Linked DNA regions of Homo sapiens: region 2 is linked to region 1. Evidence: read pairs that join two places in POLR2A ChIA-PET (ENCODE). Cell type or tissue: PC-9. All regions are shown on one strand.

What was found. Peaks named below come from ENCODE experiments on the same cell type or tissue, not always from the same donor. Only the 100,000 strongest peaks of a DNase experiment are listed, where the experiment ranks them.
Region 2: POLR2A ChIA-PET joins it to region 1 with 5 read pairs; 5 of 35 experiments call an interaction of 5 or more read pairs at or near these places.

Annotation. Positions count from the first base shown.
Region 1 is chr3:38,150,968-38,158,967 of GRCh38, forward strand. LOC101928234 (a long non-coding RNA gene) reads right to left here. Exons shown (of 5, transcript XR_940733.2): 4 at 6,104-6,183; 5 at 5,082-5,293. Among named protein-coding and RNA genes, the nearest start is that of OXSR1, 11 kb to the right of the region's middle. RefSeq lists an enhancer at 4,143-4,644. In PC-9, no CTCF peak of the experiment used is centred here; DNase peaks (open chromatin) are centred at 1,144, 3,244, 4,064 and 6,814; H3K4me3 peaks cover 627 bases; H3K27ac peaks cover 5,803 bases.
Region 2 is chr3:38,238,332-38,246,331 of GRCh38, forward strand. It overlaps OXSR1 (oxidative stress responsive kinase 1), which reads left to right. Exons shown (of 18, transcript NM_005109.3): 12 at 4,412-4,447; 13 at 7,744-7,890. Among named protein-coding and RNA genes, the nearest start is that of SLC22A13, 23 kb to the right of the region's middle. In PC-9, no CTCF peak of the experiment used is centred here; no DNase peak of the experiment used is centred here.

The sequences.
Region 1 (8,000 bases):
CAGTGAGACACAATGACTCCTTTGGTAGCTCGACTGTGATTGAATGTAAAAGGTTTTAAATTCTGGAGAGTGATGGGAGGAGAGCCATCATGCTCCAAAGTGGCTCCAGAATTTATATTTGTGTATGAAGGTTTATGTATGAAGCCTGTAGAGAAAACCAGATACTGAAGACATCATGTGAGCCCCTGCTTCAAGACTTACTGCCAGAATTTTCAGATATGTGAGCCAGCAAATTCTCTGTTTGTTTAAAATAGTTTGAGTTGTGTGCTAGATATTATCTGTCTTCTCCTCCACATCTTCCCTTGTTCTCCACCAGCCTCTGTGCCCCAAGATAATGACCTTCAAGGATTACATCAACAGGCTCCCCTTGCCCACTGGTTTCCTGTTGGGCTTGGCCAGTAGGAGGCACCAGTGGGAGATCAGAGAGCAGAAAGAGAATGAAGTGAGGATATTTATTCCCTTGGCTCTCTTCTTGTGGGATTGCTGAGGACTGATTACACCTCTCTACAAAAGGCTGCAGCTACTTTCAGGCAGTCTTCTCTCTCTCCTACTTTCTCTGCTTCTAGTAGGCCTTAGTCCTCTTGCTCTGTCAGGCCTAGGAATGATAATGGCTCCTGGAGGTGGTTGGCCCTAGAGTACTGCACTATTCCATTTGGTTTCCCTATTCCCTGCCCATGACTTTGCATGGCTCTTTGCACCAGGCTTTGTGACCCAAGGTATTGACCGGCTCCCCTTGTCCACAGGTTTCCTCTTGGGCTTGGCCAATGGGAGGCATCAGTGGGAGATCAGAGAGTAGAGAGAGAATACTTCCTTTATTAAACTGTCCTCAAATTGTCCATTTTGAGTGTGCCATTTGTTTCCTGTTAGGACCTGACTGGCATAGTAATTGGTATCAGGAGTAGCCTGGAGCCAAGCCCAGCTGAGTCCAACTTAGATCAGCCAAATACAATCTGATCTGCAGACACTTGAACAAGAAGTAAATGCTTAATGTTATCTACCACTGATATTTTGTGGTTGTTTGTCACACAGCATCTTTGTGGCAATAACTAACCAACGCCCTTTGTATGGTCATATGATTAAGTTATGAGCAATGGGATGTAAGAGGAAGTGATATGTTCAACTTTTAGTCTGTGACCTCAACAGAAAGGTGTGTGCCTGATATTTTCAAAACCTACCCATCTCATGCTGCAGAAATGTGGGTGTGGTGGTGGGAGCTGGAAGCTGCATGTTGAGGATGGCAGAGATGAAATCGGTAGAGCCTGGGTCCCTGACACTACAGAGTTGAACTACCACTCAGGACTGCTTACACTCAGACTTTTATGTCAGAGTGATTTCTTTCCTTTTTTTTTTTTTTTTTTTTTTTTTTAGGCAGGGTCCCACTCTGTCACCCAGGCTGGTGTGTGCAGTGGTGCAATCTCAGCTCACTGCAAGCTCCGCCTCCCGGGCTCATGCGATTCTCCTGCCTCAGCCTCTTGAGTAGCTGGGATTACAGGTGCACACCACCACACCCTGCTAATGTTTGTATTTTTAGTAGAGACAGGGTTTCACCATGTTGGCCAGGCTGGTCTCGAACTCCTGAGCTCAAGCAGTCCATCCACCTCGGCCTCACAAAGTGCTGGGATTACAGGCAAGAGTTACGGTACCCAGCCAAAGTGAAATGCATTTCTATCTGGCCAATGTTACAGCAAGAATGCTGGCATCCTAATGAACTTTGGGTTTTCTGTCACGAGCAACCGAGACAAAATGGGTTTGTTGCAAGCCCCTTGCAGTGCTCCTGCAACCCCAGTCCCTCCATGTCCACTGATAGTCTGCTTCCTGTTCTGCTGTGGGTTCTGCCCACTTTGCTGTTGAACACTGGGCCCATCTTTAGTCTGCCCTGAATCACTACTGCTCCTGTCACAAGGGCTCCCTTTCCTGCTCTACCAATAACTGTGTGGGTGTTTCCAGCTTCACTGAAGGACTAGCTGTAACCAGACAATTCATATGTCTGCTCTGTAACTTAAAGCATAAAAATCATTAGAGTAGGTATGCACATTTATAACTCAGAGGTGAGAAGACAATGTAGCTTCTTTGTTTTGCGTAATTTAATCTTTTGCATGCACCCTTGCCCTGCTGGGTGGGAAGGGGAAATTTAGCTTGCCAATTAATAATATTATCAGATTTTTTTGGTGTCGTTGTGGGTAACTTGATCACTCTTAGGCAAATGCTGTTTTTTAGGCCTCCTTCCCTTCTCCCTTCATCTTGCCAAGATGGTGTCTGGGAGTTTGGGAAAGAGAAGACTCACGTGACCTTGTGGTAGAAAGAAAGAGTTGCCTTGGATCTCTGTGAGCAGGTCCTTGTACTGTCCTCTGGCTCTGGCATGGAGTGCCTGACCTGATTTGATTCCTGACTTGCTATGTGTCACCTGCTGAGATGCAGCGGGCCTCATCTGGCCTTAGGAATGTGATGCCAGCATCCAGCACTGAAGTCTATAGTTCCAACCATTTTCTTTCAGTCACTAAGTCTCACCTCTGTAGGCTTTCATTCCAACTCTCTGTACAGGCCTCCACAACACCTCCCCATGCCTTCATGGGGCACAGGAAGCTCTTTTTCTATCTAGGATTTGAAGGGGTTAAGTTTTTGGGCAGGGCATTCTGTAGGACAGTTATATGTAATTCTATGTCAATATTACACTCATGCTCAACTAGACACTGCAGAGCTAATTGAATTAGCATTTACCTAAGAGAGACCAGGTTACCCATAATAGGAGGATAACGTCTTCACTGCCTGCTGGATGGGGTCCACTGCCATTCACCAGGAAAACGGTGCCAGTTCTGGGGGCCTAGGCCCCTTTGGACACTGGAAAATGATCTCTTTAGGTAGATTGCTCACAGCTGTGCACACGGAGAATCGTTCATAAATATTTGTGAATTGCATTTGATCGAGACTAAGGGGCACTTTAGTTCCCATTTCCTGATGTCTTAAAAATTCCAATTCAAAGCTTACACAGGCAGAGCCCTCTCTAATTTTGGTAGACCCTGAACCCTAATTCATTTGTTCAGGTTGGGTACAAAGCAAAGAAAGCTTCACAATCCACTGGGAATCAAATAGAAAACTTCTATTTCCTTAATCAGATTTTGCAATAAGAAATTAGGCAGTGCCATGGGCAAGCAATGATGCAGCAGTGGTATGGTGTGAATGACATCACACAGATGTCTGTTTTTCCTGTTTTTCCTGAGTAAGCAGACCTGAGTCAAACCATTCAGCATTGTTGCCCAATCTTTGTCTCTGTAATGCTTCATTCTATTTCCATCAACCTATAATTACTGGCTATCCCTTATTCAACACTTAAAATAAGCCAGGCACTGTGCTAAGCATTTCCAGGAATTTCTGGAGCAAGTTTCTTAACATTTCTGAGTTTTCTCATCCGTAAAACTGGCATAAAACTTCACAAGGCTATTTTACTGATTAAATGAGGTGTTTATATCCCTTAGCGTGTTGCCTAGCACTTAAATCTAATGGCTGCTCAGGGCTTTTTATCTGAATTCATGTTATGAAAGTAGGCATTATATTACATGCTGTCTGAATCTATTCAGCTCCTGAGTTCAGAGAGTGGGGGATACCAAGTTATCTGAAAATAAATATGAATATTCAGTTCCTGGGTTTAGATAGTGATGGTACCTGTAGTTTTGAATGTTTTATAAATTATAGCTGCCTCTCAGAGATACTCCTGCCCAAGGCTGAGAGTTGAATAGCATATTTTATGCAGATTTTCCTAAAAAGGGGAGAAAATCAGCTCTTCATAAGTTTTCAGACTGTCATTATGCTGACAGGACTTAAGGTGGGCAAAAAACGAAAACCCCAGAAAAATGCCTTACTTCCTTTCTAGTCATAGGGTATTTCCACTCCTCACAGGGGACCTACAACCTAATTTGAAATACAGAATATTCACAAAAAGAGAAGACTATGGGTACATGGCACCACAGGCTAAGTACCCAGAAATGGTCTGAGGGAGGTGGTAAGCATATACAACTGCCCTCAGGGCTGGAACAATCTCAGAAAAAGCATTCCAAGGGATGTGGGTGGAGCAGGGAGGGTGGGTCATCAGTTGAACCGGGCAGAGCAGGTAAGACCTGGACAGGTGGAGCCAAAGAAAAGTGGCATTCCTGGAAGGAGTAATAAGCTGAGCACAGGGGCTGAAGGAGGCACAATGAGACCAGGTGGGAATGGAGCATGTTGGTGTCTCCTCAGAGTGAAAGAGAGGAAGGGCTGGGGTGGGGGTGCCATAAACACTGGTATTACCTGAAATATGAAATCGAATTTAAATTTTGAAACATACTTAGAAAGAGCACATGAATATTTATGAATAGTTGAGCATGTGTGTACCCATCATCCAGGTTTAGAAATAGAACATGACCCGTATCTTTTAAGTCCTCCGTGTGCCCTATCTGGGCTGCAGCCTTCTCCTTCCCCCTAGAGCTAATCACTAACTTGAATTTTTTTTATTGTCTCCTTGATTTTCTTAAGCATCTAATACAGAAGTTTATTCAATTGTACTTTCTTTGATCTTTCTGTGAATGCAACCATACTCTATTAATTTTTCTGTTACTTTGTTTCTATCAGCATTGTTTTGTGTGTGCCTGTGTGTGTGTGTTGGGGGGTGGTTGTTTTGTTTTTCAGGCAGTCTCACTCTGTCGCCCAGGCTGGAGTGCTGTGGAGTGATCTCGGCTCACTGCAACCTCTGTCTCCTGGGTTCAAGCGATTTTCCTGCCTCAGCCTCCCTAGTAGCTGGGATTACAGGCGCCTGCCACCTCGTCTGGCTTATTTTTGTATTTTTAGTACAGTCAGGGTTTCACCATGTTGGCCAGGCTGATCTTGAACTCCTGACCTCAGGTGATCTGCCCATCTCAGCCTCCCAAAGTGGTGGGATTACAGGTGTGAGCCACTGTGCCCGGCCTGTTTTGGGATTCATCTATATAGCTGTAGGTAGATTCTGCTGCTGTATAGTGTCCATTGTATGAATACTTTTACACTCTATTTGGGTGATTTCCTTTACTTAGCCATTACAAAACCTGCTGATGTAGGTATTCTAGTATATATTATTTGGGATACAAGTACAAAAGTTTATTTTGATTGTATACCAGGAGTGGAATTGCTGGGTTGTAGGGGAGGCACAGGTTCTACTTTGCTAGGTAATACCAAACTGTTTTCCAGGGACGTTGCATCAATTTTCATTCCAACTAGCAGAGGATGAGAGTTTCTGTTTTCCTCATCTTGGCCAACATTTAGTATTCTCTGGCTTTTTAGTTTTTACCTATTGGTGAAGGGTCAAGTTATATCACGTTAGTTTTAGTTTGCATTTTCCTGATTAACGCAGCTGAAGTTTATGTTTATGGGCTCCCAAAATATTTCTGTGGAATCAATCTTGGAGAATTGCTTTCAGCAATTTAAGCCACGTTGTATTATTTGGTATTTCTCCTTATAAAGAGCTCAAACAATACACAGAAAGCAAATGTGTGTTGCACCTCCATGTACCTTCCAGAACTTATTCTATATATTTACATACAGGTAGAAATTGAATTTATTTTACAAGTTGCTTGTTTACCTTAATATAGATCATCCTATTTCAGTATGTACAGTTCTACTTCATTCTTTCATTTTTTTTTTTTTTTGAGACAGGTCTCACTCTGTTGTCCAGGCTGTACTGCAGTGGTGTAATCATGGCTCACTGCAGCCGAACCTCCCAGGCTTGTGATTCTCCCATCTCAGCCTCCCAAGTAGCTGGGACCACAGGTGCACACCACTATGCCCAGCTAACATTTGTATTTTTTGTACAGACGTGGTTTTGCCATGTTGCCCAGGTTGGTCTTGAATTCCTAGGCTCAAGCAATCTGCTTGCCTTGGCCTCCCAAAGTGCTAGGCATACAGGCGTGAGCAACTGCACCCAGCCTACTTCATTCCTCTAACTGTTGTGTAATGTTTCATGGTATGGATGAACCATAATTTTACCAGTCCACACTTTCTCAATTAAGCAATTTTTTTTAACAAGTAATATGGATTTATGATATCCAAAATGTAAAAAAGGATATATCCCTCCCACTCCTTTTCCTCAACAAGTTATTACCTTTGGCCTGGAGGCAGCCAAAATGAGCATTTGTGGTGGAAATTGGCTAGATGCTCACCAATCCCATCTGTTTCTTCTTCCTGAGCACACAGAAGCCATTTCTCAGTTTCCCAGAGTTAGGTTGGAGTCAGATGACTTGGTCTGACCAATACAATATGGGAAGAGATAACAGATACAGCTGAATCTTGGCCCACTTTGTGGTGTTCTGTCTCTCAACTGACTGGCTGGCTGAAGGCAGAGGATCCAGCAAAGACTCCAAGAAGGCCCCAGAAGATGGCGGTGCCACAAGATGGAGACAGCCAAAATCTCTCATTCTCCTCTTGAAGGAGAGGGACCAGAGACCTCTGCACTGGACTTTATGTGTGTGAGAAAAAAGCTTTTGCGTTAAGCCATCCAGATTTTTAGGTTGTTGCTTCAGCTAGCATCAATTACACTAATACAGAAAATGTCTTATGTGTCCTGAGATGTTCCACATAATAGACACAAGCAATTACCAGTCCTCTATCAAAGAACAAATAGGCTGTTTCTAAATTTTCTCTATTACAATAATGCCACAATAAACATCCTAATTAATTGGGTTTTCAGACATATTAAACCTTTAAGAGTGTTTGAAATGTTGCAGGCACTTAGGAATCTGCTCCACCCCAGTCAGGTATTCCCCATCTTTTGCTCAGTTCAGCTTGAGCTCATCTAGTTGGCATGGTGCCAGCCTGGGAGAACCTGAAGCTCCTTTCTGGCTCAGAATCCGGCTTGATGATGAGACTGTACTTTCTGCAAGAACAGATTTTTTTTTCCCACAATAACATTTATACATATGCATTTTTGCGGGCCTTGAGTGTCCATCACTTTAGACATTCATTTCCTGGGACTGCCAAGCTGTCAGTTTTTCACCAGGCTCCAGACTCCTAGCTTGCGCATGTCTCCTCTACTCTCACACTTCATCTGTTTAATCAACACCACGCCTGAATGCATGCCTCTGCAGGGTACTATTCCAGGTACAAAGTGAAAAGCACACCTAAGGGGGTTTGGTTGTTGTCATCCTCCCATCACATTAAGTGTGATATGTGATAAGAGATAGATGGGAGGGAATACATTCTAGCAGTCTATAATTGGTCCTGGTACTGACGTGAAACTGCTGAGAAAATCAGCTCAGGTCAGAGGTATAAGGTTGTGCTTTTCTTTATATTCAGGTTTCTCACATAGAGTACACATTAATTTTTAGAATATAATCAAAGGAGCCTATAAAACTTGAATTGTTACAGCTGTAATTCTCTACTTCAAGACATCACTAGTCTTGAAATCAGTCTTTTTTCCTCTATTCTGCAGGCACTAAAAGCAAAGCCCAATGCAAGTAAGTTGCTTAAGGGTAATAAAGTAAGAGGAAGAAGCATGAATATACTTTTGTTCCCCGTTTCTCAGTTCAGTGAGTCTCAACTTTTGGGTTTACGCACAGTAGCAGATGCTGTCTATACTGAGCTCATATCCTTTGGGCCTACTCTGGAGTTTGCTATTAGAGAGTTCTAACACAAGAGAAGGACTGCCTGTGTCTGCATGAGTGCATTCTCCGACCTTAGGAGCGTGCTTTTCCAAGCACTGAGCTGGGTAGAGGTGCAGGAGTGTTAACACCCTAAAGAGGAAGGGAGTTGGTGGGATAATAGCTCAGCTTCCTTGCCTCTTAGTGAGACGATTCTGAAGAGTGTTCCATAGTTTCCCAGATGGCTCACAGGAGGATTAAGCCTGGTTGCCCACACAGTGACCCCTTATTAATGCACCCTTAATGACTATCCTTCCTTTCCTGTCTTACTTCTCCACTCCTTCAAAAGAGGAGTTGCCTCTTGGAGTCACCTTCTAAACAAACTATTTGTACCCAAATCCTGGTCTCAGAGTCTGATGTTGG
Region 2 (8,000 bases), 87 kb after region 1:
AGGAAATCTCATAATATTGATAGATCTAAGGAGAAAAATCTTATTTTTATTTTCATAGATTCTGAAAAAGGCTTTGACAAAATTCCGCCCATATTCATAATGCTCTTATGTAGATCCAGATTTCCATCTTTATATTATTTTCCTTATGCCTGAAAAACTTTCCTTAATATTTTTTGTGTTGTAAGTCTTTTGGTGATGATTTTATGTCTGAAAATGTCTTTGTTTTGAGAATGTGTGTTTGTAGGGTATAGAATTCCAGGTTGACAGGCTTTTTTCTTTCAGCATTTTAAAGATGTTTCTTCACCATCTTCTTGCTTGCATCTTTCCACTGAGAAATTTTGTGACATTCTTATTCTTGTTCCTTTATAAGTAACATGTCTTTTTTCCCTGGCTGCTTTTAAGATTTCCTCTTTACAAATGGTTTTGGAAAATTTGATTGTGATATGCCTAGGTATATTTTTCTTCATGTTTCTTGTGCTTGGGGTTTGTTGAGCTTCTTGGATCTGTGGGTTTATAGGTTTTTATCAAGTTTGGAAATTTTTCAGCCATTATATTTTCAAACATTTTTTTTCTGTCCCCCAGTAACATATATATTAGGCAGCTCGAAGTTGTCTCACAGCCCACTGTTTCTCTTAATTTTTTTAAAATTCTTTTTTTCTGTCTATTTTGTGTAGTTTTTATGGTAGCTTTCAAGTTTATTTATCTTCTGCAATATCTAATCTTCTGCTAATCCCATCCAGTTCCTGTTTCATCTCAGGCATTGTAGTAGTCTAGAAGTTTAATTTTTTTCCCATCTTCTATGTCTCTACTTAACTTTTTGGAGATATGTAATACAGCTATGATAACTATTTTAACATCCTTCTCTTCTAATTCTAACATCCATGTCAATTCTGAATTGGTTTTGTTTTGTTAGTTATTCTCTTCATTATGGCTTGAGGAGTATTTTCCTGCCTCTCCACATCTAGTAATCTGATTAGATGCCAAACATTGTAATTTTCACCTTATTGCTTGCTGACAATTTTGTATTTCTGTAAGTCTTCTTGAGCTTTGTTCGGGGATACATTAAAGTTAGTTGGAAATAGTTTAATGCTTTTAGATCTTGCTTTTATGATTTGTTAGTTGGGTCTGTAGTAGTGTTCAGCCTACAGCCATTTATTCCCCATTACTGAGACAAGACCTTTTTGAGAACACTACCCAATCACCTGTGAGTTATTAGTTTTTCCAGTCGGGCTGGTGGAAATAGGCACTGTTCCTGGCCCTGTGTGAGTGCTATGCACTCTTACCTCTCATCGTTTTTGATGTTTTCCCCCCTATTCTCAGGCATTTCCTCACATGCACTCGTTGATAAGTATTCTGTCAAACATTCAAAAGTGACCGTCTGCAGCTATCTAGGGTTCACTCTCTTTGTAGCTTTCTCCTTCCTTGTACTGTTTTATCAGCTTAATCTGCCTTGGTCTCCCGGTCTCTTAGCTCTGTTTCCTCAACTCAGGCAGTTCCTTGGATTTCATCTAGGTTCCACCTCCCTGTGCCACAGCTTGGAAGCTTTCAAGGCAGTATGTAGGGACAAGGCCCACCACTTTTTTTCCCTGTCTTCCAGGAATCACTGTTTTTCTTTGCCCAGTGCCCAATGTCTTGAAAATTTTTGCTTCATATATTTTGTCTTTTTTTGCAGAGGTGGGGTTGTTTCAGGCAGAAAGATAAATCTGGTCCCTGTTTATTCATCATGGCCTGAAGTGGAAGTCTACAATTATATTTTAAGTGAATGTGTAACTGTACTGAAGGGGAATATAAAAAGAAAGAATCCAAGTAACCTATGAATATAGTATTTGACTATGTGTTCTCAGGTGGAGTTGATGGGGGAAAGAAAACTTAAGACAAACCTTGAGCTCCTTTTATTAGGATTATTTTTCATAGTTGTATATGCAAAACAGTTCAGAAACTCTTGTAGGATTGAGGAAATGAGTAAATGTCTCAATGTTCTTGGGAGCCAAGATTCTCACTATAGAAGAAGATATACGCAGGTACGGAACAGGGCAAAGTGAGAAAGAATCCTGTGGCAATGGGTTTGAATTGGAGGCATTGGTGTGAATTCAAGCTTTGTAAAGTATGTGTGTGAATGTGTGTGTGCGTGTATGTATATACGTGTGTCTGTACTTGCATATATTTCTCAGCTTTGTCCACTGAATGGCCTGAAAGCAAAGAAACCCCAATAATGACATGCCTTGTATCCAGATAATGGTCTCTAATACCATTCCCCACTAAAGGGAAGCAGAGCTCCTTTGAGAAATGGTTGATTCCAGGGCTTGGGCAGGGAAAATATAAGGGGAATCTTGAATATTATGTTCCTTTGCCAGAAGGAAAAGATACTTAAAAAAAAAAAAAACAACTCATAAGGACACAAGCGCCAGCTCGAAGTTACTCCTACTGGCAAAATCTGGGACAATTTAACCACCAAAATAAAGTGCAATAATTAATTTTAAACAATTTAGAAAATAGCTATCTATGAGTCTATACCAATAACAAATACATATATAAACAAATGGGGGAAAAGGAATGGTTCTTCATTGCGGTAGGCTACCAAGTGCTGACCAGTAAATATGGACGAGTGTTGGAGATGGAAAATCATCATTTTACAATCATCGTCGCAAGGATAGGATTAGGCAGGAATCATCAATGAAGCTAAATATAGGGGGAAGTTTTGATAAGCAGGATATTTTCAAGGTCTTAAAGTGTGCCCCCACATATTACCTATTCACCACAAGGGAAAAAAATAAGGTTTTTTTATACTGGAGAAGTAGGAAAATTCCTTGACTAGGTGATTAAAATTAACATCACCAATGAGGGGCAGATGAACATGGGATACAGTAAGAAGGACACGTCAGTATGTAGAATTCCAAGTGGGAATTCATGTAAATATAATAATAAGGAAACATTAGATAAACCCCATGTATGTGGTGGGAGTGGAGGGACTGTATTCTCCAAAAATGTTGATGTTCCAGATTTTAAAAATCTAAGAAACGTGAAAACTACCTGCAATACATGATCCTAGACTGCATTTTATACTGGAGGAAAAACAAAAGGCTACAAAGGACATTAGTGTTGACATTTACGCTATAAATTAGATAAAAGTATTATATCATGTTAAATTTAATGAGAACTATAGTGTGAAGTTATATAAGAAAATATCTCATTCTTAGGAAATGTACACTCTGATTATTAAGTGGTAAACAGCCATGATATATGCAACTTATTCTCAAATGGTGTAGGAAAAATATATTTAGAAAGAGAAAGTGAGCACCCAAATGATAAAGCAGATGAGGGGAAAAAAGGTTAATAATAAATGAATTGGGGTAAAGAGTATACTTACGTTCTTGTATTGTTATTCTAGCACCTTTTCTGTAAGTTTGAAATTATTTACAAAAGTTTTTTTTTCTTGTAGTCTGGATGAATTCATTATTTACAAAGTTGTTTGTTTTTTTTTTTAAAAAAAAGGTTTTGGGTTGGTCACTTACTTGGTATGCTACATTAGCTATTACCTGAACTTTGATTACTCCTTAATGAAATGGTGATAAAAGTGTTAAAAAAAAAAAACCATCAATTGATCTTTGACATATTCTGACTAAGTCCATCATTGTCAGAATTTACCATAAATTGTTATTCGTTTAGAGGTAAGTTTTTTGGTAAACTACAGTGCCTGTATCCAGAATTACTGCTAACTTTTATTATTTACCAAATAAACAGCTTAAATTTTCATATGGCAGATTGTAATTGGTCATTTCCTAATAAATGTGGTTTACACCAGATATTTGAGACCTCACCTCAAGTATCAGTTTATTTCCACTACCTTTATTTTTGCTAGTGGTCCATGCTTTATTTTTGGACCACCCGTGTTTCTTTAGATACCAGATTCCCAAATATCCAACACCAAGAATAAGGGTAGTAGACTCTTTACATGCAGCTTTCAGATCATTTTTGGCTCAAGAGTTTTCTCCATTAAAGCTTGTAAACAGAATTACTCTGCTTTGAGAATGTGTTGGATAATTAGCTTAAAAGTTTAGGTTTGGTCTGGGATCTTATATACATAATATGTTCACGATTAGTAGAAAGAATTTTACTTTGGAGAATGTGACAGTCCCATTATGTATGCTTATAAAGCTCACAATTTTAAAATACGGAATTTTAAAATTGATAAGTACATTGATGTATTTGTTACAGGCTACCTGGACAAAAAATACAATACTATCATGACAGTTATTTTTTCCAGAAAACTTTCAGTAGACTTGCTGGTGAGTTAATATATGGATCAGAATTAAATGGAGTTGATTTGCATTTAACATCACTTGCAGTTTGGGACTGACTACAAGTAACCTGAGTTGTGAGTTAACAATCATCCTTTTTGTATTTCGTTTAGTCTCCCCGAGTGAAAGAATCAATATCAAATTCTGAGGTAAGTAATTGTGATTATTGAATCCTTGTTAAAGTAAATGTGCTTTTGTTTTGGTTTCAATTCGAAGTGCTTTTGTTTGTGCATATGTATGCTTAAATGGGAATGCAACTTTATACCAATCGAATTTTAAAAGTTGGCGTAAGGGCTCAGAATGTTCTTCCTTGCCTCTTTGATTTTGTGAATTTTTTATTTTTATTTTTGGCTTGGGCTGCTGGAAGTGAAAAGTTATTTATTTATTTATTTATTTATTTATTTATTTATTTATTTATTTTGAGACAGGGTCTTACTCTGTCACCCATGCTGGAGTGCAGTGGTGTGATCACGGCTCACTGCAGCCTTGACCTCCTGGGGCTCAAGTGATCCTTCCACCTCAGCCTCCTGGGTAGGTGGAACCACAGGCACACACCACCATGCCTAATTTTTGTATTTTTTTTAGAGATAGGGTCTCACCATGTTGCCCTGGCTGGTCTCAAGCTCCTGGGCTCAGGCAGTCTCCCTGCCTTGGCCTCCCAAAGTGCTGTAATTACAGGCATGTGCCAATGTGCCCTGCTGAAAAGTAGTGTTTTTGCATTAATTTGTTTGCGAATTTGTCAAATGCCACCTGTCCTTTTTGAATTCTTTCTTTCAGCCTCAGCCTCTTCTCTTGTGAAATAAATTCTATTTTCCGTGGTTACTGTGTCAGTATGATAGGAAATCTTGTTAAACAGATTCTTATTGGGCTGGTTTTCCCTATTCTCATTACCGGAGAAAGACAATCATTTCTGTGGTCTGTTCTGTCATACAGTCTTATTTCCGGCAGCATCTTCATTCTGAGCTCAGTATTTGGTTTTAACACATCTCTTACTCTTAAACCAATTCTATTCTTGCCTCTTTGCTAAAAAGTAACCTTTGTTTTTTCATTTATTTTGTATATAAAGTACATTTGTGTATGTGATTATGTACATTTGTTTACATAGAACTGTATTAAGAGTAAAAACAAATACTGTTCCTTCACATATTAACAGGCCGATATCTGTTAACTTGTATTAGAACTGTTGTTCACTTATATGTGTGGCTCCTCTTCTTGGTAGGGGAATTGCGTTTTCCTGCCCCTTGAAATTACATATGCCATGTCAGTTACTCTGGCCAGTGGCATGTTAGCAGAAGTGAGAACCACTCATGATTCCCCTTGTCTCCTTATTCCTGCTACCATGACCTGCATTCCTGAGTGAGGATGATACCGAGCTTGTTAGCCCCCGCTGGCGAGAGATAGACTTGAAGTGTGTCCAATAAACAACTGTTGTTTTAATCCACTGACACTTCAGGATTATTTGTTACTTCTAATTTAACCTATGTTGACTGATACTTGATTTCTCAGAAATTGAATGAGAGGCTATTTTACAGATTATCTAGTTTTTATTTTTAGTCTTCTCCTTGTTCCTTTGCCTAAATATCATCTCCACATGAACTCTTGCATACTCATATTCTCATGCTCATTACTTTGTTTTTAAATTTGCGATAAAATTCACATAATGTAAAATTTACCATCCTAATCATTTTCAAGTATATAGTCCAGTGGTATTAAGTATATTCACACTGTAGTACAACCATCACTACCATCCATCTTCAGAACTATTTTATCTTCCCATACTAAAACTCTGGCTATTAAACAGTAACTGCATTCTCCCCAGTCGCTGGCAACCACCATTCTATTTTCTGTCTATGAATTTGCCTACTCTAGGTACCTCATATAAGTGGAATTATACAGTATTTGTCATTTTGTGACCGGCCTATTTCACTTAGCATAATGTTCTCAGGTTCGTCAGTGTTGTAGCATATGTCAGAATGTCCTTACTTTTTAAGGGTCAGTAATATTCCTCTGTGTGTGTGTGTGTGTGTGTGTGTGTGTGCGTGCGCATGTACCACATTTTATTCATCTGTCAGTGGACACTTGGTTTGCTTCTACCTTTTAGCTGTGGTCAATTATGCCATTGTCAACATAGGTGTACAAGTATCTCTTTGAGACCCTGCTTTCAATTCTTTGGGGTGTATACCTAGAAGTGGAATTGCTGGGTGTATGGTACTTCTATTTGTAATTTTTTGAGGGACCATCATACTGTTTTCCATAGAGGCTGCACCATTTTACGTGCTCATCAACGAGGGTTCCAATTTCTGTGCATCCTCTCATTACTTTTAAAAATATATCCTTTCCATCTTTACTATAGATAAATGTAAGTACATACAATTTGGAAGCTAATAGTCTTTTGAAATAGTATTAATAATTAACATTTTCAAAAGTAGTCTTAAAGGCCTACTTTTTTGTAAAAATCTAGAACCAATGAGTAATTTATGACTTCTTATGTATGAAGTTAAATGAACACAAAATTTTATTCCTTGTCTCCTTGATTTTGCTTATGTAATATCACCTATTCAGCCTGTACTATTACTCTTTGAATTTTTTCTCTTTCAACTTTACATTTTGGCTATTGCATCGTTTTTTCTCCCCCAGTAACTGCATAATTTTGAATATGTTTAACTTGTTTTTATACTCAGTATCAGTCATTTCCCCCAAACTACATAATTAAAATTTATGAACTATTTCAGACATACAAAATAACATATATAAAATATCTTTTTTTAGTTTTAAAGCATCACATTCACTTTTAAAATGCATTTCAGATATGTTAAGGAATTATTGGTTGATTGTCTTTGTAAGAAATACAAAGTCCTCATGCATGGAAAAATATAGCTTCTGTAATTTTGTATTACATACTTAAATCTGTATTTTGGAGGTGCTGTTTTGCTGGGCAAAGGAATGGAATAGATTTTGTTAAAGATAAATATAATGCAAACTGAAGACAGACACAAAAGACTATATATTATATGATTCCATTTATATGAAATATCCAGAAAAGCAAATTTATAGAAATTAGGATCAGTTGTTGCCTATGGCTGGGTGTGGAAGCAGGAACTAACTATAGGCATGAGAGGACTTTTTGGGGGTGATGGAAGTGTTCTAAAACGATTGTGGTGATGGTTGCACAATTCTATATATGGTACAAAAATCGCCAAATTGTACAGTTACAGTGGGTAAATGTAGAGAAATATAAATTATACCTCACAGAGTTGTTAAAAGTTTAAAAGCCTAGAAATATTTGACTTCCGTTTGGAATAGATATATTCGGAGTAGACACAAAACCTGTACACTACCCAAAAACTACTTTGAAAATATCACCCTGAAAGGCTGAACTTGCTGTCAGCAGACCTGCCTCCCTTTCCACACAACTTAAGCAACACTGTGTGTGTTTTTGTTACAGCTCTTTCCAACAACTGATCCTGTGGGTACTTTGCTCCAAGTTCCAGAACAGATCTCTGCTCATCTACCTCAGCCAGCTGGGCAGATTGCTACACAGCCAACTCAAGTCTCTCTCCCACCCACCGCAGAGCCAGCAAAAACAGCTCAGGTAAAGCCGGGGATATGGTTTCATGGTCACTCCTTTGGATAGATGAAAAGAGCAGATATTAACGTGGAATATAACCTAATGTAATCAGGTTAATGTCTTGGTAGATTTTG